3 separate regions of the Homo sapiens genome follow, and all the other regions are linked to region 1. Evidence: chromatin loops called from intact Hi-C (ENCODE). Cell type or tissue: endothelial cell of umbilical vein. All regions are shown on one strand. Links, peaks and the distances in the headings refer to the core of each region. The heading gives the core; the rest is flanking DNA.

Region 1 (8,387 bases), core at 104-8,103:
CCCTAAGCTGGTTTTACCTTTTTCTAGAACATTTGGCAAACAGCTCTTGATCTAATTATTCTAATAAATCAATATGATCATTCACTACTCTGCCAAAAATTCTTAAATGTTTCCCATCTGTGATGGTTAATATTAAGTGTCAATTTGATTGGACTGAAGAATGCAAAGCGTTATTTCTGGGTGTATCTGGGTGTTTCTGGAGATTGCCCAAAGAGATTGACATTTGAGTCAGTCGACGGGGAAAGACATGCATGCCCTCAGTGTGGATGGGCACCATTCAATCAGCTACCAGCGTGGCTAGAAAAGCAGGCAGAAGAAGGTGGAAGGAGCTAAGTTGCTGAGTATTCAGGCCTTCATTTTTCTGCTGTGCTGGATGCTTTCTACCCTCAAACATCAGACTTAGTTTGTTTTTTTTTTTTTAATTTTGGACTCTTGGACATACACCAGTGGTCTGCCAGGGGCTCTCAGGCCTTCAGCTACAGACTAAAGGCTGAACTGTTGTCTTCCCTACTTTTGAGGTTTTGGGACTCGGACTGAGCTACTACTAGCTTCCTTGTTCCTCAGCTTGCAGATGGCCTATTATGGGAATTCACTTTGTGACTGTGTGAGTCAATTCTCCTTAATAAACTCTCTTTCGTATATACATATATCCTCTTAGTTCTGTCCCTCTAGAGAACTCTAGCTAATACACCATTCTTATTCTAGTATATAATGTCTACTATTCCAGCTTCACTCCTTACACTCTCCCGTATGGAAGCAATGATGATATTACCAATATTTCCTAGATGGTTTTCATTTTATCCTCCAAATTTTAAGTGTATACTATTCCTACTTTCTCCTTCAAAAAAGATGAGGAGGAATGGCCCATATTTTCTTGTTTTTCACCCATGACAACTATCATTTCCTCTGGGCGGCTTCTCAGGTAAAGTTAATTGTTATATCTATTTGTCCTATGGACTATATAGATAACTGTATCTATTACTTAGGATATTATACTGACGTTATTTGTTTGTAGGTCCATCTTGCCTTTGGAGGAAATAGTACAAACTGAGACCTGGATTTGAATTTTAGCCTTTCATATTATCATGTAAGTTCTATGAAAGTTTATTTCATCATTTGTCAAATGGGAGAACAGTAGTCTTTATGTATGGCCGTTCATGATTAAATGATATGATGTCTAAGGAAACTAACAAATGATGGATATTATCAGTAGCTAGCAATCATTGAGTGCTTGCTCAACAATAGACACTATCCTAAGTATCTTCTAAATTTTTAAAACAATCCTAAGCACTTTATTATCTTAATCTTAAAAATGAGGACCTGAAGCAGAGAGAGGCTAAATAATTTGCTATCATATTTATTAAAGTATATTTGTCAGGATTCGAACCCAAAGGCAGTATGACTAAAGAAGAGCATATGCTCATCCAGTAAACTCTTAAATGTTGGCTGCTCAATATTGGTATATTAATATCAGTTTAATTATGTAGGTTTAATTAGTATAGGTTTACTAATATAGGTTTATTCATTTTTCAGCCCATCTTTTCACCATATATATATATGTGTGTATTTATATACACATATATATGTATGTATGTATGTGTGTGTTCATATTTACTTCAAATAAGGACCAAGATTTATTTATTCTGTTTCATCTCTATACCCCTAGCAGTTAGCACATGACTAGAAGAGAGGAACTACCAAATACATGGGGTTTAAATGAATGTTCCTGTGGGAACGCATTGTTTAATGAAAGCAGTCTTAGTTACAACATTGGAAAGCCAGTGTTGTGGGGCCTAAGCCCAAAACACAATAGCAAAGGACCAATTTGTGTCAGGGCATGTTTTAGGCAGAATTTTTAGAGAAGTGTGATTAATAGGCAGAGAACAGGGTCAGCCAGTGTCATAGGGCATGGCTGATTTAGAAGTTTATCAGCAACAAGGTACATGATAGGCTGAGATATAGTCAGAAATACGGGTCACAATCACATCAACTGAACAGACATGTTGATGCTTAGTAAATGGATAAAGTCATGGTCAGAGTTGCTGACTGGGACAATGATGGATCGAGGATCAAGACAGCAACAGAAACAGTTCCTGAGAGTCCTCATGCTCGGAATGGCATGTTCTCCAAAGATTGATGTTCCTTTATTTGTTACTTATCACATTTTCTCATATATTTTCTACTTGCTGAAGAGGAAGAAAGGCAAAGTGTAAATTGAGGGATAGGTCACTTCTGATGTCTAAGCTGGGTTCCCAAAAAGCAGAACCAGAAACAGAGATCGTTTTCAAAGTGATTTTTTTTTTCTGAAAATACTACCAAAAGAATTGGAAAGAGGGAATTAAAATAGGTCAAGAGCTAAGTAAGTAAGAAGCTAAGTAAGAAGAACGTGGACTCAACTAGATACTGGCTACTGTATAACCTCACGGAATTTGCTTTAGAGGACAAAGAACACCACAGTGTTAGTCCTAACTTGAAGCGAGTCTGTCATCTACATCAGGCAGTATTGAACTGAAGGTGGCCTTAGCATGAAGATTGGAGGAGTGTAACTTCTTGGGCTAAGTGGTTTTTATCAGCAGAGAACAATGCTCTAGGGGAAGAGTGGCAGCTATGAGCAATACAGACCACTCTCAGGGGCTGGAGGCTGAATGAGCTGCCCTGGCAAAAGGAAAAGCTGGCGGTGGAGTGGTGATGGTGGCAAAGGCTGTTACAGCACTGTTTATCATGTTTCACATTAGAAGAGACACAGTCACTCATTATTTTCTTTAGGCTCCCAAGCCTCCATCAAAACATACCAATAGCTGTTCGTTACATTATTATATTCTATCTCCTTAGCTTCTTCCCTCTCTTTTGTCTTAACAGCCAATTTTACAGACTTTGGTCACGCCCTAATACTTTCTATTGCGTTTCATCGCAATAGAAATACTGCTGACAGACTATTAGTCTAAAATGCAAGGAATATTATGATTCCAGTGACTTCAAGTATTTTCCATAAATTTCAGGATAATACATTTTGCAATACAAGTATACCAGCAATACCCAACTACCTGTGACTCTCCAACCAACACTCTTTTCTTTCTGCATTTGGGTTTGGCCTGGAGTTCTCTCTGCCCAGCTCTGCTTCTGGCTAGCTCTTTTCCAAATGTCTTGTTTTATAACAGAATTTATCTAATTAGTGTAACCTTCTTTGATAGCTTCAGGCAAATTTAGGAGCTTTTCCTTCTATGTCCCTTTTATATTTTCAGGGTACCTTATAGCACTTAGCATAGATTGTTACGATTTTTCTGGTATGTCGTCTTTCTCATTAGACAGTAAGCATCTTAATGACACTAACTGAATCTTCTTGTCTTTAAATCAACAATGTCATACAGTCCCTGTCACATAGTAAACTCTCATACAACAGGTGTTTAAAGGGTGAACCAATAAATGAGAGGACATTTGATTTAAAGCCTTCTTCTTGTCACTTACTACTCTGATTATTTGAGTAGACCTTTTTTTATTGTTGGTAACCTAGCATTTTCCCAAACCCACACTTCTCTATTCATCGGATGGATTTTGTTTAGCACAGAAAGAGCGTGCAGTGGCAAACAATTGAGGAGGGGGCTTACATACCACCAATGGATACTTAAAGAAAGATGCTCTAGGCCGGGCACAGTGGCTCACGCTTGTAATCCCAGCACTTTGGGAGGCTGAGGCGGGCAGATCACAAAGTCAGGAAATCGAGACCATCCTGACTAACACTATGAAACCGCGTCTCTACTAAAAATACAAAAAATTAGCCGGGCGTGGTGGCTGGCGCCTGTAGTCCCAGCTACCGGGAGGCTGAGGCAGGAGAATAGCGTGAACCCGGGAGGCGGAGCTTGCAGTGAGCCGAGATCGCGCCACTGCACTCCAGCCTGGGCGACAGAGTGAGACTCCGTCTCAAAAAAAAGAAAAAAAAAAGATGCTCTAAAAAAGGTTATGATGTTATGATGTCTCTCAAGTTCTACTAAATATAATTTTTTTCTTTTTAGAAATTTTTTGCACACCAACATGGCACATGTATACATATGTAACGAACCTGCATGTTGTGCACATGTACCCTAAAACTTAAAGTAAAAAAAAAAAAAAAAAAGAAATTCTTTTGTTACATAGGTCTCTCTTAGGGAGACAGGCAGTCAGATGAGGAAATGCTTCTGAGTTATCCCAGTTCACTGTGAAGTGGATAACATTCTTAGGCCACTAGGGGGCTACAGGTATTCATTCACTCTGGGAATTTGTTTTCTGAGTCACTGCTTCATATACTAAAAAGATGAGAGAGAATTGCCAAAATACGTAAGAGGGGAAGTTTAATAAATTACATTTCATCCATTCTGGACATCCTTAGAAATAACACTTTTTCACTTGAAATTAGAAGCCAGCAACGTTTTGTCTTAAATCAGTCGTTGGACAGTGAGAACAAAAGTTTTGGGATAATCGAGACCTGGATTTCAGATCCATCTCTGTCACTTACTAGCTGAGTTACCTTTGAAAACGGCCTACTCCTTTTTGAGCCTCAGTGTACTCATTTGTAAATCCAAACCATTTTGAGACTAAATGACAAAACAGTTTAAAGTGTCAAATGAGTATAATAAATAACATGTACTCAATACATGTAAGCAATTTTGATTATTATTGTTCCATACCAAAGAGTTTACAATATGGCCCAGAAACAAAAACAGTACAAATGGCCTAAGATTATATTAGTAAGAGTAGTGTATACTCTCAATGTGGCTTGCTTTCTTCCCCTTCTGGTAGCTTTTCCAGGTGATTAAATAGGGACTTGTGTCCATTAAACAAAAATAGCAAGGGAAGAAGAAGAAACTGCATCCTATTTCACAGCCAACTACATGGAGACAGAAGTCACAGAGATGAGGTAGACAGTGGCAGGCATTAGAGAGAACAGGTTGAAACCTAAAGCCTGCTACAAGTAAAGAAACATACCATTGAAAGTTTTGCAGTTCTTGTAAATATACAGTGTATTGGGAGGTCTCACTCTTCCCTCCCTCTTATGATAGGTCTTGGAAAAGTTTTGTGGAAATGCAATCCCAGAGTGATTCATATCTTAACCACTTCCATTACTCATACAATCCATTCAGTTAAGGTACAGTCACTGAACAATTATTTTTGTGCTATATAATGTTCCAAAAAGGGGTCAAGATATTTAAAAAAACTTTATTCATTTAATAAATTGGCGTATTCCATAATCAGGTACAATATTAGGGGACAGAAGGATATAGTAGCCAAAAAGACAAGTGTAGTCTCCACACATATGCAAATTATAGCAAGTTAAATAGAGACATGCAATAAACAGAAAGTCACACAAATGACCAATTATTTGTACTTGTAGGGTTATAAGAGCCAAGTGGGAGGGCATAAAAATTAATTATGAAAGTGGGAAGGTGCCACAGGCATACTTAACCAATTTCACAATTTGCCAACGGCTAACTTTTGCTAAGTCTAATACAAGGCTTTGATTTTACATTTGATGAAATTTCCCAACATGCTCCTATGATCAGCTCAGGGAACAGACACTGCCCTAAGAGTGCCTGTTATTGACAAATCTTTGGTCTTCTTTCCAGAATTATCAGAGTTTGGATGAAAGTGAGAAAATAAATTTGTGGGGACTTGCTCCTCGAGACAGGAGAGACATTTTCAGTTGAAGGAATTTGTTCTGGGATTCCAGGGGAGAGTTCAATCCTTTCAGGCTGGTATAGCCATAGCCAGTTCACCTTCATGCTTGAGGCTCCAAAAACCCAACCATATTTAGCTGAATGATAATGGGGGTTGTATGAGTTTATTCTTGTGTTGCTATAAAGAACTACTTAAGATTGGGTAATTTATATACAAAAACATGTTTAATTGGCTCATAGTTCTGCAGGCTGCACAGGGAGCATGGCTGGAGAGGCTTCAGGAAACTTTCAAACATGGTAGAAGGCAAAAGGAGAAGCATGCACTTGTTCTCATGGCAGGAGGGGAAGCATGCACTTATTCCCATGGCAGGAGGGGAAGCATGCACTTATTCTCACGGCAAGAGCAGGAGGAAGAGAGAGAGTGAAGGGAAAGGTGCCACACACTTTACAACAACCAGAGTTCATGAGAACTCACTCACTATCACAAGAGAAACAAGGAGGAAGTCTGCCCCTGTGATTCAGTCACCTCTCACTAGGCTCCTCCACCAACACTGGGGATTAAAATTTGACATGAGATTTGGGTGGGGACACAGAGCCAAACCATATCATTCCACCCCTGACCCCTCCCATACCTCATGTTCTTTTCACATTTAAAACACAATAATGCCTTCCCAACAGTCCCCTAAAGTTTTAACTCATTCCAGAATTAACTCAAAAGTCCAAGTCCAAAGTCTCATCTGAGTCAAGGCACATCTCTTCCACTTCTGAGCCTATAAAATAAAAAACAAGTTAGTTAGTTCCAAGGTACAATAAAGATACAGGAATTGGGTAAATTTTTTTGATCAAAAGGGATAAATTGGGCAAAACAAAGGGACTACAGGCCCCATGCAAGTTTGAAACCCAGCAGAGCAGACCACATGCAAGTCTGAAACCCAGCAATGCCAGCCTGCGAGGGTGAAACTGCCCAGGGCCTTAAGAGTTCACCTGTTGCATCAGTGTGGCCTGGATGTGAGACATGGAGTCAAAGTAGATAATTTTGGAGCTAATCTTAAAACTCCAAATCTTAAATCTCCAAAATAATCTTCTGGGCAGCTTCACCATTGTGGTTCTGCAGGGTACAGGCACTGCAGCTGCTTTCACAGGCTAGCATTGAGTGTCTGTGGCTTTTCCATGTGAGTAGTGCAAGCTGTTGGTGGACCTACCATTCTGGGATTGCAGGATGGTGGCTCTCTTCTTCCAGCCCCACTAAGCAGTGCCCCAGTGGGGACTCTGTCTGGGGGCTCCAAATGCACATTTCCTTTCCACACTGCCCTACTAGAGGTTGTCTATGAGCACACTGCCCCTTTAGCAGACTTAAGCCTGGACATCTAGGCACACTGCCTCTTCAGCAGATTTCTGCCTGGACTTCTAGGCATTTCCATACAGCCTCTGAAACCTAGATGGCGGCTCTTAAGCCTCAACTCTTGCCCTCTGCACACCTGAAGGCTTAACACCGCATGGAGATCTTGGTGTTTTCTGGCTTGCAGCCTCTGTAGCAGTGGCCTGAGATGTGTCTGGGGCCCTTTTAACCATGGCTGGAGCTGGAACAGTTGGGACACAGGGCACCATGTCCCAAGGCTGCACAGAGCAGTGGGGCCCTGGGCCTAGCCCATGAAAGCATTTCTTCCTCCTGGGCCTCCTGGCCTGTGATGGGAGGGGCTGCAGTAAAGGTCTCTGAAACGCCTTGGAGGCATTTTCCCCATTGTCTTGGCTATTAACATTCAGTTCCCCTTTACTTATGCAAATTTATGCAGCCAGCTTGAATTCTTCCCCAGAAAATTGGTTTTGGTTCTGCATAAACTTCAAAATTGGTTCTGTAGGCTGTACAGGTAGCATGGATGACTCAGGAAACATTCTGTCATGTCAGAAGGCCAAAGGGGGACTAGGCATATCTTTACATAGCAGGAGCAGGAGGAAGAGAGAGAGTGAAAGGGAAGGTGCAACACACATTACAACAATCAGATCTCTTGAGAACTCACTATCATGAGAACAGCAAAAGGGAAGTCTGCCACCATGATTCAACCACCTTCCACTAGGCCCCTCCTCCAACACTGGGCATTAAAATTTGACATGAGATTTATGTGGGGACACAGTGCCATACCATATTAGAAGTCTATCTTAAAAAGTCTGTGGTTTATAAAGAGATCCTGTGAGGAGGCCATACAGTACAGTAGAGTGACAGAGGGTAGAGTCTCTGATGGGAAACTGCCTGAGTTTACTCTTGACTGCCATTTACAGATGATAGAATCATGGGCACGTCGCTTAACCTTGCTATGGCTCATCTCATGAGCATCATTTCATATACACATTTGGAATAGACCTCAGAAGGTTGTTGTGAGAGTTAAATGAGACAAAACATATAACACACAAAAATGTCCTCTGTACATGGGAAATGCCTGCTAAACATTAGCTATGTTTTTATGTGTAGGTGTATTACATATATAAAACTAATGAATTTCTTTTATGTTATAAGAATACATTTAAATACAAAAATCTCCCTTCCCCAAACCTACTCGTTGCTCTTTTCTTTAAATTAACGTCTTGTTAATTTGCCCAAACCCTAAAGCACAGTACTTTCCTCTGTCCGTTTTCTTTCATCTTTTCTTATCTTCCTGATAATTTCAAAATCCTTGAAGCGCTGTTTCTCTGCCTTTAGCCAAACAAGCTGCCCACTAGGAAGCGCATAAAGACCACCCAGAG
Region 2 (8,387 bases), core at 188-8,187, 280 kb after region 1:
TAAGCACCACCATTACAATACGAGTATTCTGAACCTTACCATAGTTTTTATCTTTACAGTCACTTTATACTTTCGTATGTTTTTATATTTTTAGTTAACATCCTTTCATTTCAACTTGAAAAGCTTTCTTTTAGCATGTTTTTTAAAGCAGGACCAATGTTTATAAACTACCACAGCTTTTGTTTTTCTAGGAAAGTCTTTATCTCTTTTTAATTTCTAAAAGAAAGCTTTACCACGTATGGTATTCTAGTTTGGCAAGGATTTGTTTGTTTGTTTGTTTTTTAGGTAATTTGAATACATTATCCAGTTCCCTGCTGGCCTGCCTGCAAGGTTTCTGTTGAGAAGTCTCCCTATAGTCTCATGAACATTCTTTTATATATGATGAGTAGCTCTTATCCTTCTGCTTTAAAAATTCTCTTTTACTTTTGAGAATTTGATTATATTGTGGTTTGGTGAAGATTTCTTTATATTTAATCTATTTGGGGCTAGTGTCTTCATGGATCTGGATGTGCGTTTTCCTCCCCAGATTTGAGAAGTTTTTGTTTTTAATTATTTAAATAACCTTTCTACCCCTTTATCTTTCTCTGCTCCTTTTGGGACTCCTCTAATATGTTCATTCATCCACTTGATGCTGTCCTATAGTTGTGTTGGGTTTCTTCACTTTTTTTGTTGTTGTTGTTACTCTGCATGACTAATTTAAATGACCTTTGAGCTTGCTGATTCTTTCTTCAGCTTGGTCAAGTCTGCTGTTGAAGCTGTCTATGACGTTTTTCAGTTCTGTCACTGTGTTATTTAGCTCCAGAATTTTTGTTTGATCCTTTTTTATGATTTTTATCTCTTTGTTGAAATTTTAATTTTGTTTGTGTGTTTTTTCTGATTTTGTGTATTTGTCGATGTGTTCTCTTGTAGCTCACTGAGTTACTTTAAAATAATTATTTTCAATTTTTCATCAGGTTATTCATAGATATCTTTCTTTAGGGTCATTTATTAGTGCTTTATTTTGTTTGTTTGGTGGTGACATTTTCCCCTGGTTATTCATTGTCCTGTGGCCTTGCATTGATGTCTGCACATTTTAAGAAGCAGGCAACTCATTCAGTTTTATTACTAACTGGCTTCAGTAGAGAAAGCCCTTTACCATTCAGCTAATTCAGATATTCTGGGTGAGCCCATGTTTCAGAGGTCACAGTTAGGTTTAGTGTTGGAGTCCTCAGGTGAACCAGCATAGTCCCTGTGTTAGCAGGTTGACAGGCCTGATGCCTGAGTTTACTGAAGTGGACCTGCAGCATGGGTTTATGTGGCCAGGCCTAGTGATTGAGTCTGTAGTGGTGGGCCCAGATTTTAGATACACAGGGGATAGCCGGATGCTGGTTTCCACTGGGGAGAGCCTGCAAAATGTGTCCCTGGGGGCAGGTCTGGAGGCTATGTTCACCAGGAGGGTACTTGCAGCCTGCATTTGTGGAGGCCAGCCTGAAGCCTGGGTACACAGGGTCCCACCAGTGCTGGGGTGGCTTCTGAGCCTGAGTCCAAGGGAGCTGGCTTACTGTTCATTCAGACCTGGTAGTTAGGTCTATGAAGATGGGCTTGGTTGTGTGTTTGCAAGGGCTGGTCTGGAGCTTGGGCCTGTAGGGTGGCCTTGTGCCTGGGACTTTTGGGTCAGTACTGGACATTGGGTCCATGGGAGTCAGCCTGGTGCTGGGGTCTCCTAGGGAATACCTGAACCCTAATTCAGCTAGAGCAGGCCTGACTTTGTGTCTGCTAAAGCTTGAAGCCATGGGGGCTGGTCTGGAGCCTGAAGCTATAGGGGCCAGCCTGGTGCCTGGGCTGAGGGTGCTGGCTTGGTGCTGGGGGCTGGCCTGGAGCCTCAGTCTGTGGGGATTATCCTAGGCCCTGGGGCCTAGGGGGTAGTCTGGGCCTAGGGGCTTACTGGGTTTTACCCAGTTTACTGGGGCTGCCCTGATGTTGGGGACTGCAGTGAAGTCAGGTGCTTACTTTATTCACCTTCTTCCACAATAAGGGCATATCTCTCCATGCTTTCTGCCCTGGCTTAGGAGCAGAATGACATGGGTAATGTACAATTGTTCTTCTTACCCTCTTTAATGCATGTCTTCATGTTTCTGTGCTCTAACCCAGTGCTGTAATCTCTCATCTGGATTCCTTCATTCTTAAGAAGGTATTTCACATTTGGATAGTTGTTAAAATTGATGTTTCTTTGAGGGAATAAACAATGGACTATCCTGTCACATCACTGCTGATGTCACTCTCCAGAAAATTATCATTTTAAATAGTCTTTCACATCTCTATATTAACATGAACTCAAAATGGTAAAATATGGACAATTTTGATTCTGTATTAATCACAGAGCAGGAAGAGAACTTAGACATTATGCATTTCAATTTTTTTTTTTTGCATTTCAATTTTCTACTTTCTTCTTCAATATATTTAGATGAACATCAACTGATACTCACTTTTATTATGGACAGTATAAAATAATGGTTAGCAATGTAGGCTATGGCTTTGTGGTGATTCCTACCTTTGCTAACTTGTTCAACCTTAGATAACTTATTACTTTACTTTTGAAATATTAGACAAATAACTTATTTAATGTATTTTCCTCATCATTTCCTTATTTATAAAATGGAGCTTATAATAGTACCTACCTCACTGCTCAATAAGACATTAAATGAGTAAAGCACTTAAAACCATGTCTGACTTATGGTTAATTCTCCAAAATTTTTAGCCATTATTAAAAATGTACCTTGTAAATTCACAAGGTAACCCAGTAATTTGTTGAATACTTTTTCATATGGGAAACTATTCTATATATTGTGTCAAACCTGCCTGACTGGTACTTTGGTCCCATTTATATTTTCAAAGGAAGAAATCTAGTGTTTTTTTATTTTTTAACCTTATCATGCATAAGTAGAAAGCAGTACTCATGTCCACTCTCTTTTGTGTGTGTAGGGTGAAACAAATCTAGTTCTTTATTATTTTTTGAAATTCTTTAGCATTCTCTCTGCCTTCCTCTGTTTAAGTCAAACTCACCAATATTCTTTAAACATAACATTAGGAAACAATATGGAAACATATACCCATTTATCAGCATTTTATATTAGAAACCCTGTCTACCTTGATCTACATCTGCTTAAGATTGCATTGGTTGTTTAAATACACATCATATTTTTAAAATTTTTATTTACTCATAAAATCAGAAAATAGAATATCAGAATTAGAAAAGACTTTAGACAGAAAATTATTCAAATCCCATTTTTACCAATGAAGAAATAACAACAGGACTAAAGAGGGGAAATTATTTTAGTACAGTTATTGAGCTCATTTTCCTAGTCTTGGTGGAGCCAGGACCAGGTCCTCAAGTCCAAAATCTGCAGGTCAGTATCTTTACCTCAGTGCCAAATTTAATCAAGTGCTAGTCTTCTTGTTGAGAGGCTCTAAAATTATACACAGTTGCCACAGGAAAGAGCACTATTGAGAGGTGACAGCGTGCTGGCAGCCCTCACTCGCTCTCGGCACCTCCTCCGCTGGCTCCCTCAGCTTGCAGGGAGGTGTGGAGGGAGAGGCGTGGGCGGAAACCAGGGCTGTATGCGTGCTCTAGGACCATCACGAGTTCCAGGTGGACATGGGCTCAGCAGGCCCCACATTCGGAGCAGCCAGCCGGCACCTCCAGCCCCAGGCAGTGAGGGGCTTAGCACCTGGGTCAGCAACTGTGGAGGCTGCGCTGGGTCCCCCAGCACTGCCAGCCCGCCCACACCACACTTGAATTCTCTCCTGGTCTCAGCTGCCTCCCTGTGGGGCAGGGCTCAGGACCTGCAGCCTGCCATGCCCAAGCCCCCCGCGGTGGGCTCCCATGTGGATCAAGCCCACCCAAGGGCTGAGTAGTGCAGGTGCGGCACAGGACTGGCAGGCAGCTCCACCCGTAACCCTGGCATTGGATCCACTAGGTGAAGCCTAGTGGGCTCCTGAGTCGGGTGGGGACCTGGAGAACTTTTATGTGTAGCCAGAGAATTGTATATGCACCAGTCAGCACTCTGTGTCTAGCTCAAGGTTTGTAAACACACCACTCAGCACCCTGTGTCTAGCTCAAGGTTTGTAAATGCACCAATCAGCACTCTGTGTCTAGTTAACCTGGTGAGGACTTGAAGAACTTTTATGTCTAGCTAGAGGATTGTAAATGCACCAATCAGCACTCTGTGTCTAGCTCAGGGATTGTAAATGTACCAATCAGCACCTTGTCAAAACGGACCAATCAGCTCTCTGTAAAACGGACCAATCAGCTCTCTGTAAAATGGACCAATCAGCTCTCTGTAAAATGGACCAATCAGCAGGATGTGGGGGTGGAGGGGACAGCTAAGGGAATAAAAGCAGGCTGCCCCAGCCAGCAGCTGCAACCCACTCAGGTCCCCTTCTGCACCGTGGAAGCTTTGTTCTTTTGCTCTTTGCAATAAATCTTGCTCTTGCTCACTCTTTAAGTCCGTACTGCTTTTATAAGCTGTAACACTTACCACAAAGGTCTGCAGCTTCACTCCAGAAGCTAGCGAGACCATGAACCCACTGAGAGGAATCAACAGTTATGAATGGGAGGAACGAACAATTCTAGACGCACCACCTTAAAAGCCGTAACACTCACCGCAGAGTTCTACAGCTTCATTCCTGAAGCCAGAGAGACCACGAACCCACCAGAATGAAGAAACTCCATACACGTCCGAACATCAGAAGGAACAAATTCTGAACACACCATCTTTAAGAACTGTAACACTCACTGCGAGGGTCCGTGGCTTCATTCTTGAAGTCAGTGAGACCAGGAACCCACCAATTGGCTGGACGCGGTGGCTCACGCCTGTAATCCCAGCACTTTGGGAGGCCGAGGCAGGTGGATCACTACTAAAAAATACAAAAATTAGCTGGGTGTGATGGCGGACGCCTGTAGTCCCAGGTACTCGGGAGGCTGAGGCAGGAGAATGGCAGGAACCCAGGAGGCGGAGCTTGCAGTTAGCCAAGATCGCGCCACTGCACTCCAGCTTGGGTGACAGAGCCAGACTCTATCTCAAAAAAAACACACCAGTTTCGGACACACTATGACTGTTAGAAATCTCTAGCATGGGCAAAGGAAAGGGAAGTGGTGACTCGCTTACCATGTATGTATTATTTTTAATCTGAATTCTTCTTAATTGAGATCATTCCTATACTGAGATTAAGCAATTGATCTTTCTGAATCCAAATGAAGAATTTCACTTTACATTTACCAAGTTAGGAATTACTAATTTTAGTCCATTATTCTAGTCTGTTGATCTTATCTCACATTTTGATTCTGACACCAAATATATTTGTTATTCCTTATATTTATAGGACATTCACAAATTTGATAAGCATAAACACTACATTTTTATCCAAAGCACTCGCTAAAATGTAGAACAAAGATATTTTCATACTTTAATAATCTCTAATATTTTTCCTAAACCAGAACGGAGAGCAAATATTGTTCCCCATACCTAGGTTATATCTAATGGCAATTAAGGAGCAGGCCAGAAAACAGTCCTATGCTCAGCCACTACAGATTTCTTTTAAATGTGATTTCATGAGAATATGAATATGAAGAGAATATTAAATATACTTGCCTTAGAAAAATAACATTATTTATTCAATATAAATGAGTAGAAGAGGCCAGGCGCAGTGGCTCACTCCTGTCATCCCAACACTTTGGGAGGCCGAGGCCAGCATTTCATCAGGTCAGGAGATCGAGACCATCCTGGCCAACATGGTGAAACTCCGTCTCTACTAAAAATACAAAAATTAGCTGGGCGTGGTGGCACGTGCCTGTAATCCCAGCTACTTGGGAGGCAGAGGCAGGAGAATCGCTTGAACCAGGGAGTCAGAGGTTGCAGTGAGCCAAGATCACGCCACTGCACTCCAGCCTGAGGACAGAGTGAGACTCCGTCTCAAAATAAACAAACAAACAAATAAATAAATAAAAACAAAAATAATAAAAATAAAAAATAAATGGATAGAAAAGATATGTAAGTAGTTCCAAGGAGGGAGTATATAGAAAAAAAAAATGTTCATTGAAGATGAAGGCAGTAGAAAAAGAATATAGACTATTTAGACTATTTAAAAACTTTAAAAAAATTGAAAACATTTTATAAATCATCACAAAAATATGAATTAGACCAAAGAACTAAATTGCAACCCTGAAAAGGACTCTACATTTCTCTTCAATATTACACAGGAAAATGCCCGAAACCTTCAGGCAGCTTCCTAGCTGCAAAGTGGGGCAGGTCACAGCAAGCCCCCAGTGCTTACTGGCCAGTTCAAAACACTTCACTCCTGGGACCAGTAAAAGAGTAAGTTGTGAATACTGAAGCACTAAACAGCATGACACCTGGCTGCCCAGGAAACATTTTATCTGCTATGCCTAAAAGGCAGCTTGCTTATGGGTCTTTAAAAATCCGTACTGGCTTCTCACTGCTATTAGGAGGAAATGAATAAGCAAACCAAACTAAACTTTAGATTCTTTCTCCAGTACCACAGAAGCAAATACTGGGACTCTTTTTTTATAAATCTTTTTTATAAACTGGGTCCTGACTTTTCCATCAGTGTGCCTGTCCCAATACTAAAAGAAATTTTATTTTGAAAAAGGCAAAAATATACATAAATCCAAAATACCCTTCATGTTATGGGAGGGATTGTTATGGCAGCCAGCACCTGGGTGTATATACACAAGAGGCCGTTGCAGTTGTGCATATTTCTACTGCTCAGTCAAGGCAAACAGCAACCAGCTGGCTGTGACTAGCTCAGACTAATAAGCATAAAATCAACATAGGCTGATCCAGGCTGAATATCAGCATCTGTTATGCCATTGTCTCTGCTGATATGTCTGACTGAGCAGAAGGAAGAGCCAAATAGACAGCCTGCTATGAGGCAGAACACAACATGAGGAGCTTCTAACCACCTGCCAAGTTTTTGGTGAAGGAGCAATGGTGAGGAGACTAGTCAAATCCACAGAGAAGGTGCCTCATATGACCCTATAAACTCTGCTTTCTTTTCCAATCAGGTTTTCCCTTCTGCATTGCTTTGGGGTACTTTTAAACAAAAGGCAATAATAAAGAGCCATTGATGAGTCAAGAATTACATTAAAGATCAAGAATCATAATATCATTTTATGTTTCATTTCACTCACAAGAGACAGCCAGATGAGCAAATATAGCCGACCATGTGCTACTGCAACAAATGCTGAGGCATCCCTCTGACGTGAGCCAGTAATATTAAAAACATCAGTTATGGGGAAAACTTACCTCTCACCTATTCCTTCCTCAAGCTACTGTGGTTCTGCTCCTCAACTTGGCTTTGTCCCTGGGCATATGCACCACTTCCTGTCACTTCAGAAGCACTCAGAACATTAACATTACGCTCAGGCTCCTCTGATGCTTGATTACTCCACAGAGGAAACTACTCATCTCTCGAGAGGAGGGACTCTTAAATCATAATTTAAAGGCCAAGGTTGAAAACTGATGAAGAGGAAAAACAAATGTTATTTTTTCCAATCTTTCTTCTCTAATAGGCACGCCAGATTAGGGTTTTGAAAATACTATCTTCTCTTAGTATTTGTCCAATGAAATAAACTGAAAATCACTTGTCATGTTTTAATAGGATAATACTCTCTGAGTTCTACAAAGCATTTTTTTTTTTTTTGAGATGGAGTCTTGCACTGTCTCCCAGGCTGGAGTGCAGTGGCGCAATCTCGGCTCACTGCAAGCTCCGCCTCCAGGGTTCACGACATTCTCCTGCCTCAGCCTCCCGATTAGCTGGGACTACAGGCACCCGCCACCACACCCAGCTAATTTTTTTGTATTTTTAGTAGAGACAGGGTTTCACCACGTTAGCCAGGATGGTCTCGATCTCCTGACCTCGTGATCCGCCTGCCTCAACCTCCCAAAGTGCTGGGATTACAGGCGTGAGCCACTGTGCCTGGCCTCTACATAGTATTTTACAAAAAGAGTGTGAGTGTGGAAGTTTAGTGATTTTTAAAATGGTATTTCAGGCCGAGTGTGTTGGCTTATGCCTCTAATCCCAATACTTTGGGAGGCTGAAGTGGGAGGATTGCTTGAGCCCAGAAGTTTAAGAACAGCCTAGGCAACATGGCAAAACCCCATCTCTACAAAAAAATTACAAAAATTAGCCAGGCATGGTGGCGGGCACCTGTTGTCCCAGCTACTTGGGAGGCTGAGATGGGAAGATCACCTGAGTCCGGGAGGTCAATGCTGAAGTGAGCTATGATTGAGCCATTGCACTCCAGCCTGGGTGACACAACAAGAACCTGTCTCAAAAAAAAAAAAACAAATGTTTTAAAAGTGTGACCCAGAGGTGTGTATATAATT
Region 3 (8,387 bases), core at 188-8,187, 360 kb after region 1:
AGGTACGCAAAATGTTGCAACAGCTTTGGAAAATAGTTTAGAGGTTTCTGAAAACCTTATACAAGGGAGTACCATATGACCTAGTAGTTCCACTTCTAGGTATATACCCAAGAAAACTAAAAATTTATCTCCACCCAAACACTTGAGTGGCATATCCATATTATAGAATATTACTCAACCATAAAAAGAAATGAAGTACTGATACATGCTACAACAACAATCAAATTTGAAAACATTACGCTAAGTGAAAGAAGCCTTGGACCAAATGTCACATACAGTATGATTCGTTTTATCTGAAATGTCCAGAATAGACAATTCCATAGAGACAGAAAGTAAATTGGTGATTTCTAGTGGCTGGAAGACGAGGAGAAGGAGGAATGACAGCTGATGGGTAAGGAGCCTCTTTGGGGGTGATGAAATGTTCTGAAATTACAGAGTGGTGCTGTCTATGGAACTTTGTGGGAAAAAAAAAGCGTGTTTTGTTTTTTTTTTTTCTTTTTCAGACAGAGTCTCGCTCTGTCGCCCAGGCTGGAGTGCAGTGGTGCGATCTCGACTCACTGCAAGCTCCGCCTCCCGAAAAAACCCTGAATTTTACATAATAAAAGGGTGAATTTTATGATATGTGAATTATTTCTCAGTAACACTGTTTTATTTGTTTGTTTTTGAAATGGAGTCTTGCTCTGTTGCCCAGACTGGAGTGCAGTGGCACGATCTTGGCTCACTGCAACCTCTGCCTCCCAGGTTCAAGTGATTCTCCTGCTTCAGCCTTTTGAGTTGCTGGGATTACAAGTGCACGCCACCACGCCCGGCTAAATTTTGTATTTTTAGTAGAGACGGGGTTTCACCATGTTGGTCAGGCTGGTCTCGAACTCCTGACCTCGTGATCCACCTGCCTTGGCCTCCCAAAGTGCTGGGATTACAGGCATGAGTCACCACGCCCGGCCTTGTTTTGTTTTTAAAGTCAAGAAAGAAATCATGAGATGAAAGAATCTCGTCTTGATCTGGACATTACATAAGTATCAAGCAAAGTAATTTTTAAATGAGGATTCTTTCTCTAGATTGCTGAAAATAATATATAGCTTCCTGATAGTGGCAAAGACTGTTGACTAGTCAATAACTTAATTTCATCTTATTTTAGAATTTAAAAAAAACACAATTATTATTTGGGACCATAATGAGTGAGCTCTGACTAGTCATAGAAAGGAAAGCAGTAGTGAGGTGTACTTTTTTTCCACTCTGGCCCAGACAAAGCTCTCATGTAAGGTCCTGCGTAATCTTTACCATTCATTGGCTTAATAGAAACAGGCACAAAGAAAGCCATATGGTGAAGATAGCATAGTTACAGTAAAAGGGGCTGACATAATGAAACAATTACAAGAAAGCCTCTCAGAAAATCACTAGCATCACTCCAATATTTAAATAAGCTAAAACTAAACTTTTGTTACATTTTCCCACTAAGATATTGGAGTTTACCCATTACTCCAGGTAGTACTATTTTTTGTTTGTTTGTTTTGTTTTACTATAAAACCATTCTTATTAGGGAGATTCCAAAATTAGTAAAACAATTACAGGAAAATCAAAATAATCAATCAGAAGCATTACATGGAGACAATTCAGGTAAAAGAGTTAGTATTCCAGAAAGAAAATGAGACTGACTCTTTGAACAGTCATAAGTGTCTCCCAGCATTCACTATATAGAATATAAACAAAAATAAGCAATTGACCGTTTAGATGGCAAGTTTATCATTTTAGCTTCTTAAAAACTTTCAAAATGAAATTTCTTACCATAATTGGTAGTAATATAAATTTCTATCACCTTAATTTTTTGATAGGAGAAATTGTTAAAACTCTAATTTGCAAATACTTGAAGCCAGTTTTACAATTTGCTTCTTCCTAAATTCTTTGTTCCAGTAAAACTTAAATATTTTATGTTTAGTTCTACAAGTTCAACCTATAAAAAGCAAAGACAAATTACTATACCTATTCCCTTCACACAGGTAATTTTCAAAATTACAATCCAATATATTTAATTATCTGCAATTACTCTGAAATTGTTCTTCAAAAATAAAATGCATTATTGTAATAGGAAATCATACTTCAAATTTGAGAAGGGAAATTGCATCAGAAATGTTTATCGTTTATATTTGATTTATTTGAGTACTAAACTGTTAACCTAAATTACACATTATATATCATGAAAATTGAGGTGTAGCCTAATTCTATTCAATTGTTTTGGATGGTTATCATGAAAGCCTGTGGCAGTTTTTTGCAGTCTCAGATAAAATATATCATTTTAATGGTGAACAAAAAAATGTGGCAAGGCCATTTTGATGCAGAGTTATTGATATTTAAAAAAAATCAACATCAAACAAGTGGGGTTTTTTGTTTTTTAATTATTAAAATGTATACACATCAAACTTCCATGATCCACATCCTATTAGTGATTACTCCCTAACCCTAAGCCTTAAGGTTAAGACTTAAGTATTGACTTAGAGTTGTGTTTAATGTTGAGCAGAGGGTTAGGAATGGGATAAGGATGTTATTTATTCACATTACTTGTTAATAAGAATGCTTAAAAGTCTAGTAACCCAACCACATCCATTAACTCACCTTGGAGCCTCTACTTTCAAACTTATTCCAGGGAAGACCACTTTTCACCACGTTTACTCCTCATTCTTGATCTACTTCCCATATTTTCTTTTCTGAACTACTATAAAAGCATCGTAATTTATTGTCTTGCTTCAATCTTACCTGCTGCAGCAAATCAACATAGAGGGTCCTTTAAATACATAAATTAATTCCAGTACCTTTAATACTCAAAATAGTCCGCTGACTTCCCACAAACTTGAAAAGAAGCCCAAACTGGATCTTGATGTCAAGGCCTCACTGATGATGAGAATAGGGTCACTGGCTACACCTCTAACCACACCATCTACGGCTCTTTTCCTTCTTTATTCTAAAAGAGCCACACTGGCCTTCTTACTGTTTCTTTTTTTAAACTGCTTTATTGAAGCAAACATTACATACCGTAAGATTCCATCCTTTTTTTTTTTTTTTGAGACAGGGTCTCATCATTCTGTCACCCAGGCTGGAGTGCAGTGGTGCCAGCATGGCTCACTGCAGCCTCAACCTCCAGGGCTCAAGAAATCCTCCTGAGTAGCTGAGACTATGGGTGCACGCCACCATGCCTGGCTAATTTTCTGATTTTTTGTTAAGATGAGGTCTCACTGTATTGCATAGGCTGCTCTTGAATTCCTGGGCTCGAGTGATCCTCCTACTTTGGCCTCCCATTGTGCTGGGTTTACAGGCATGAGCCATCATGCCCGGCCCATTCACTTTAAGTGTACATTTGTTTTAGTAAATTTATACTATTCTGCAAATATTAACTCTGTCTTGTCTTAGAACACTTCCTTTATTTCAAAAAATTTATCTTGTGCTCATTTTCAGTTAATTATTCTCCCACTGACAGTTCCAAGTGACTGCTGATATGCTTTCTACATCTCTAGTTTTCCCTTTTGTGATAATGGAATATAACAGAATCATACAATATAAATAAGCTGTTTACATCTGGCTTCTTTCATTTCGCATAACATTTTTGAGGCCTGTCTATGCTGTAGTATATATGTCATTCATTCCATTTTATAGGCATGCTACATTTGTGTATCCATTCACCGCTTTATTGACCTTTGAATTTTCTCATTATTGCCTATTTTGAATAATGCTCCTATGAACATTAATATCCAAGTCTTCGTATGAACATATATTTACATTGTTCTCTAGTAGATTTTATTTCACATTCAATAAAGTTCCTAGTTATCAAATAGTTATGTGACATGTGTATTTAACTTTTTAAGAAACTGCCAAACTGTTTTTCAAAGCAGATATGCCATTTCACATTCCCACCAGCAATATATGAAAGTCCAGTTTCTCCACATTCATGCAACACTTGATACTGTTAGTTGTTTTCATTATAGTTATTCTAGTGAATATATATGGTATTTCATTGTGGTTTAATTTATGTCTCTCTAATAATTACTTAGGTTTAGAATCTTTTTATGTATTCAGTTACCATTGGTATATCCTCTTTGGTAAAGTGTCTGAAATATTTTGCTCATTTTTTGAAAACTGGATTGTTTGTCTCCTTGTTATTAACTCGTACGTGCTCTTTGTACATTTTGAACATGCAGTTTCAAGCACATAAAATTTTGCAATTATTTTCTATTCATCTGTAGCTTCTCTTCATGTTCTTACATTTTATTAATTGCATTTTTTTTAACTTTGAAGAAGTCTTCACTACTTTTTGAACAAACTAAATGAGACTTAACTTCCTTACTCTTCATTTTGCTGAAAAAGCTCTGTCTCTGGCTCTCACTCCCTCATTTTCTTCAAGTCTCAGCTCAAATGTCACTTTCTCAGAGAGTTCTTTATCTGATATGCTTTATTTTGTGGACATTAGTGCTATCTAACCAACATATTTAGGCTTCCCCACTTCCTGGGTACCCTGTGGTTGGGTAGAGCATGCGACTAGTTTTGGGCAATGAGTTACAAGTAGAAATGAGACATGTCACATTTCCCGGTTCTAGTCCCTCCAGAATTTTCTTTTCCCTGAAGCACAATGACAAACAACAGTCAAGGTGGTGCCTGTTTCTTCACCCTGGGTCTATGAGTAATTTCAATAAGCAGAGCCCGGTGCTCTGTTTATACCAATGTACATATGGTATAAACAGGAAAAAATCTTTGTTTATAAAGACAGTAAATTTTAGAGGTGTATTTGTTACCACAGCATATTCTGATTGACATGCCTTCCTGAATAACTTTCCTATGGAAATTCTCTATCCACTTACACTGACCTAGAACCTGACATATGTCTGCCTTGCCTTCCAGCACAGAAATTCTATTAAGGTAGGGATATCGTTTGATTCACTGCTATACCTGTACACCTAAAACAGCCTTGCACATAATAAATACTTGTGAAATATATGTCAAGTAAAAATATGGCCTAACATCAAGAAAGATGTGCTAAATTAGACATATCAAAACAAAACATAGTCTTTAAAACAACATGCAAGAATATTGCCAGATTTTATTTTCTTCTGATTGTTTGTTCAAAGCAGCAAAGTTTGATTGTATCTAGAATTGGACTTCCATTGCTAAAAGTTTTTATCTTTGATAAAACTTATAAATAAAACACTAAATGGAAAATTATTTAATTCCTCTAAGACTGCTACTCTAGGCACTCTATACATTGCTTGCTAAGTGGAGAACTTGGGCCAATGCTTACAAATGTAAACACCTATTAGTCTTGCATTATGTTTTAATCAACACTCACCAAGGAATTATATTCTTAGCTAGACATGGCAAGGCATGATTTTACCTTGATGTGTCAGCATTTCTATTTATCTATTTCTTCATAGCCTGCTAACCCCCTCTGTGTCCCATATCAATTTGTAATAGATTGATCATGTCAACTACTCTTTTCCCCCTTCCATTATAAATGAGTGTCTTGACTAGACCAGAGAAGGAATATAGACGTTGCTGTTGTATAAAGTTAAGACCTCAACCTTATGCCTATTCCGACCATAGTCACATACGACCTTCCCTCCTCAGGACTGCACACTTTAGGCACAATCTTCCTGCACTGATCCCCTCCCATGAACCTTGGCTCACTTCCTCAGTTTCATCATATATTGGCTCAAATTTGTCCTTCATTACAGGCAATCCCTACTCACTCTATGTCAAATTTAAAACCATCCTCATTCTTGACACAACTTAATACCACTTCCTTATTTTATTTTTCTCTTTAGCACTTATTTTTATTTTTCTCTTTACTATCTGGTATGTTATTTCTTGAATATTTAATTATTTATTCTATAATCACTGTGGAGAAAAAGATATCTGAATTTACAAATATTTGCATCTCTCTCTTTTTTGAACATTATGCCTATGTCATTGCCTGGTGCATTGTGAAAAATGAATACATATTTGTTGAATGAATGAACCAACTTACTCTAATAAGGACTAGGAATCTCCCTGAAGGAGTGGACAGAGAAGATGAGGACAAAAGGCTTTTTACAATGATGTCCAGGTCTATACAAATATTTTTAATATACTGGGATACCCTAACAGAGGAAAAATTGCAGTTTATATTGAGCAAAAACTCATTATAAGGAAAGATACTATGACAAGGACTAAGAACATGATTCAGTGACAAAGACTGAGATTAGCCATCAGTGGTAGTTGTGCTTCAGCATAAAACCCACCTTGGTTATCAGTAGTAGCTCATGGATATTGAAAGAGGTGCACCACACTTATATATATAACACTTAGAGCACTTATGAAGCTAAAGCTTCCCCCTCACTTCATTAAAACTACTATGAGCAAGTCAAGCCTCCATATCCATAAGTGGTATCTAGTATCAGTGACAGGTGGCTGATTTTAAACTCTACCAGCACCAGATCTGTAGAGATGCAACAGAACTATATTCCACCACTACCTGGGTTTTGCTTCATAAAGGAAGAAATGTTATGGCTTGTGTAAAATTGATATTGCAGAGCGCACACCTGACTAACTGTGAAAGTGACAGAAAAATTCACCATTGACTATTGGCATTCTGAAGCTCAAGTAATCTTATTGTGCAAGCCCCACGGAAGAGTAATGAAAAAGGCAAATTCTCCTTCCCACTTCTTATTTGTGACAACTAAATATACATGACTGAAGCACAACAGTTGGTGTCTGGTTCCACTGGCACTGGGAATGTTTTCTTTCGAGATATACACATATGTACAATATATAAATATGGGTGGCAATTGGTAGTCTTAATGATGGAAACAACATTCTAGCTGAGGGAGCACTTCTGTGGAATGTTAGAGACTCCTAGTATGATTATCTACACTTAGCATCAATGAACAATAATCAAAACAAAACTGCAGGCATTCAAGATTCTTGAAATTACTTGAGGAAAAAAACCTCTGGAATAAAAATCAGTATCCCTTCAATCATGGAGAAAATGGCAAAGAACTTTTTATATTTGGAAGTCAAAAATGTCGCCACCAACTGGTGAAATACAATAGAAATCACAACAAATTCTCAGGGATCTATGCTTGAAATCTCCCTCTCTTTCTCTGTGTGTGTATATATATATGTACATATATACACACACATACTCACGTATATATACACATATGTATATGTATATCTATATCTATATATATACTTTTAGAGATGGGGTCTTGCTCTGTTGCTCAGGCTGGTCTTGAACTCCTGGATTTAAGAAATCCTCCTGCCTTGGTCTCCCTAAAGGGATTATAGGCATGAGCCATCACACCTGACCTATAGTTTATATTTTAAGCATAGGGTTTTTATGAACTAAATTTTTATAACCTGGCTGCCATCAATGCTAACTTTCCACTGTACACATACAGGCAATATAAAATTTTAAGACAGCATGATCTTCAGTTTAGTACTGGAAAATATATTTGTACTTATTATCTATTTTCTTCAGGAATGGTTGCAAAATCTTGTCTGCTGTGGCATACGGGGTCGTGGCAGGAGGCTTAAAAATATCCTGAAGTTTTGGATCGGAAAATTAAGACTTCCAGGCAAGTACCATTATGTAGTCTTCCTCACTGGAGAGAAATTATTACTGCAATAGCTTCTATGCCACAGGCTATTAAATGATGTCACTAAGTGTTCCAGTCATCAAATTGTTTTCTGCTTTATCATTTAATTCTGTGTTTGTTAGTCTGGCACAGAAGAGGAGAAAGTAATATTATTACTTACCTCCCCTCTCAATTGGGATTCATCCCCCATGCTGAAATCTACACCACCACTATTAATGATTATACCAATACAGAGCAAAGTATAGTCAACTCAGAGTTTCCCTTGTATGGATACTCTACCTTGAAGACAATCTAGATAAATTGTAGCCATTCAACCAACCTGATTATTTCTAGGCATACAGAGTTAATTTCCTATTTTTCTCTGCCCTATTCTTGTATGTGCAAACTCTAGCCCCTTGAAAATGCATTCAAGAGTTAAAGTTACATGACATTGGAATGAGATTCAAATGTAGACTACAGAAGACCTCAAACTCAAATGATTGAGTAAATCCAAAGTCGAACCAAAAAATCTGGAGTCTAAAATGCCAGAGGGAGATTTATGCAGTCACCACATCCGACTCACCTACAGGGCAAGGAAAAAAAGGATTTCGTAAAATTTTTCTAAAGATGCAAATAAAGAGTGAACATACTTTTTAAAAAATATGAGCTGTTTCTTCAATGTGATTTTATTAAGAGACTGAACTACTGTTGTGTATAGGGATGATAGTCATACCAAAGAAATCCAAAAAGAAAGAAATATGATTTGGGAACTTTAAAAAGATAACAGAA

What was found. A loop is a pair of places that touch in the nucleus more often than their neighbours do. Peaks named below come from ENCODE experiments on the same cell type or tissue, not always from the same donor. Only the 100,000 strongest peaks of a DNase experiment are listed, where the experiment ranks them.
Region 2: it touches region 1 in a loop (6-fold over the local background); 2 of 110 quality-filtered maps call a loop at or near these places.
Region 3: a loop joins it to region 1, with 1.9 times the contacts of the local background. A loop is called at or near these places in 2 of 110 quality-filtered maps.

The regions. Positions count from the first base shown.
Region 1 is chr3:104,624,162-104,632,548 of GRCh38, forward strand. It overlaps LOC107986108 (a long non-coding RNA gene), which reads right to left. Exons shown (of 4, transcript XR_001740831.1): 4 at 6,320-6,418. Among named protein-coding and RNA genes, the nearest start is that of ALCAM, 740 kb to the right of the region's middle. In endothelial cell of umbilical vein, for the core only: a CTCF peak has its summit at 4,221 (motif pointing right); DNase peaks (open chromatin) are centred at 4,250 and 5,080; H3K27ac peaks cover 1,253 bases.
Region 2 is chr3:104,902,570-104,910,956 of GRCh38, forward strand. It overlaps a transcript of LOC107986108 not described here. Among named protein-coding and RNA genes, the nearest start is that of ALCAM, 460 kb to the right of the region's middle. RefSeq lists an enhancer at 1,734-2,288. In endothelial cell of umbilical vein, for the core only: no CTCF peak of the experiment used is centred there; DNase peaks (open chromatin) are centred at 5,132, 6,782 and 7,282; H3K27ac peaks cover 4,132 bases.
Region 3 is chr3:104,981,015-104,989,401 of GRCh38, forward strand. No RefSeq gene overlaps it. Among named protein-coding and RNA genes, the nearest start is that of ALCAM, 380 kb to the right of the region's middle. In endothelial cell of umbilical vein, for the core only: no CTCF peak of the experiment used is centred there; no DNase peak of the experiment used is centred there.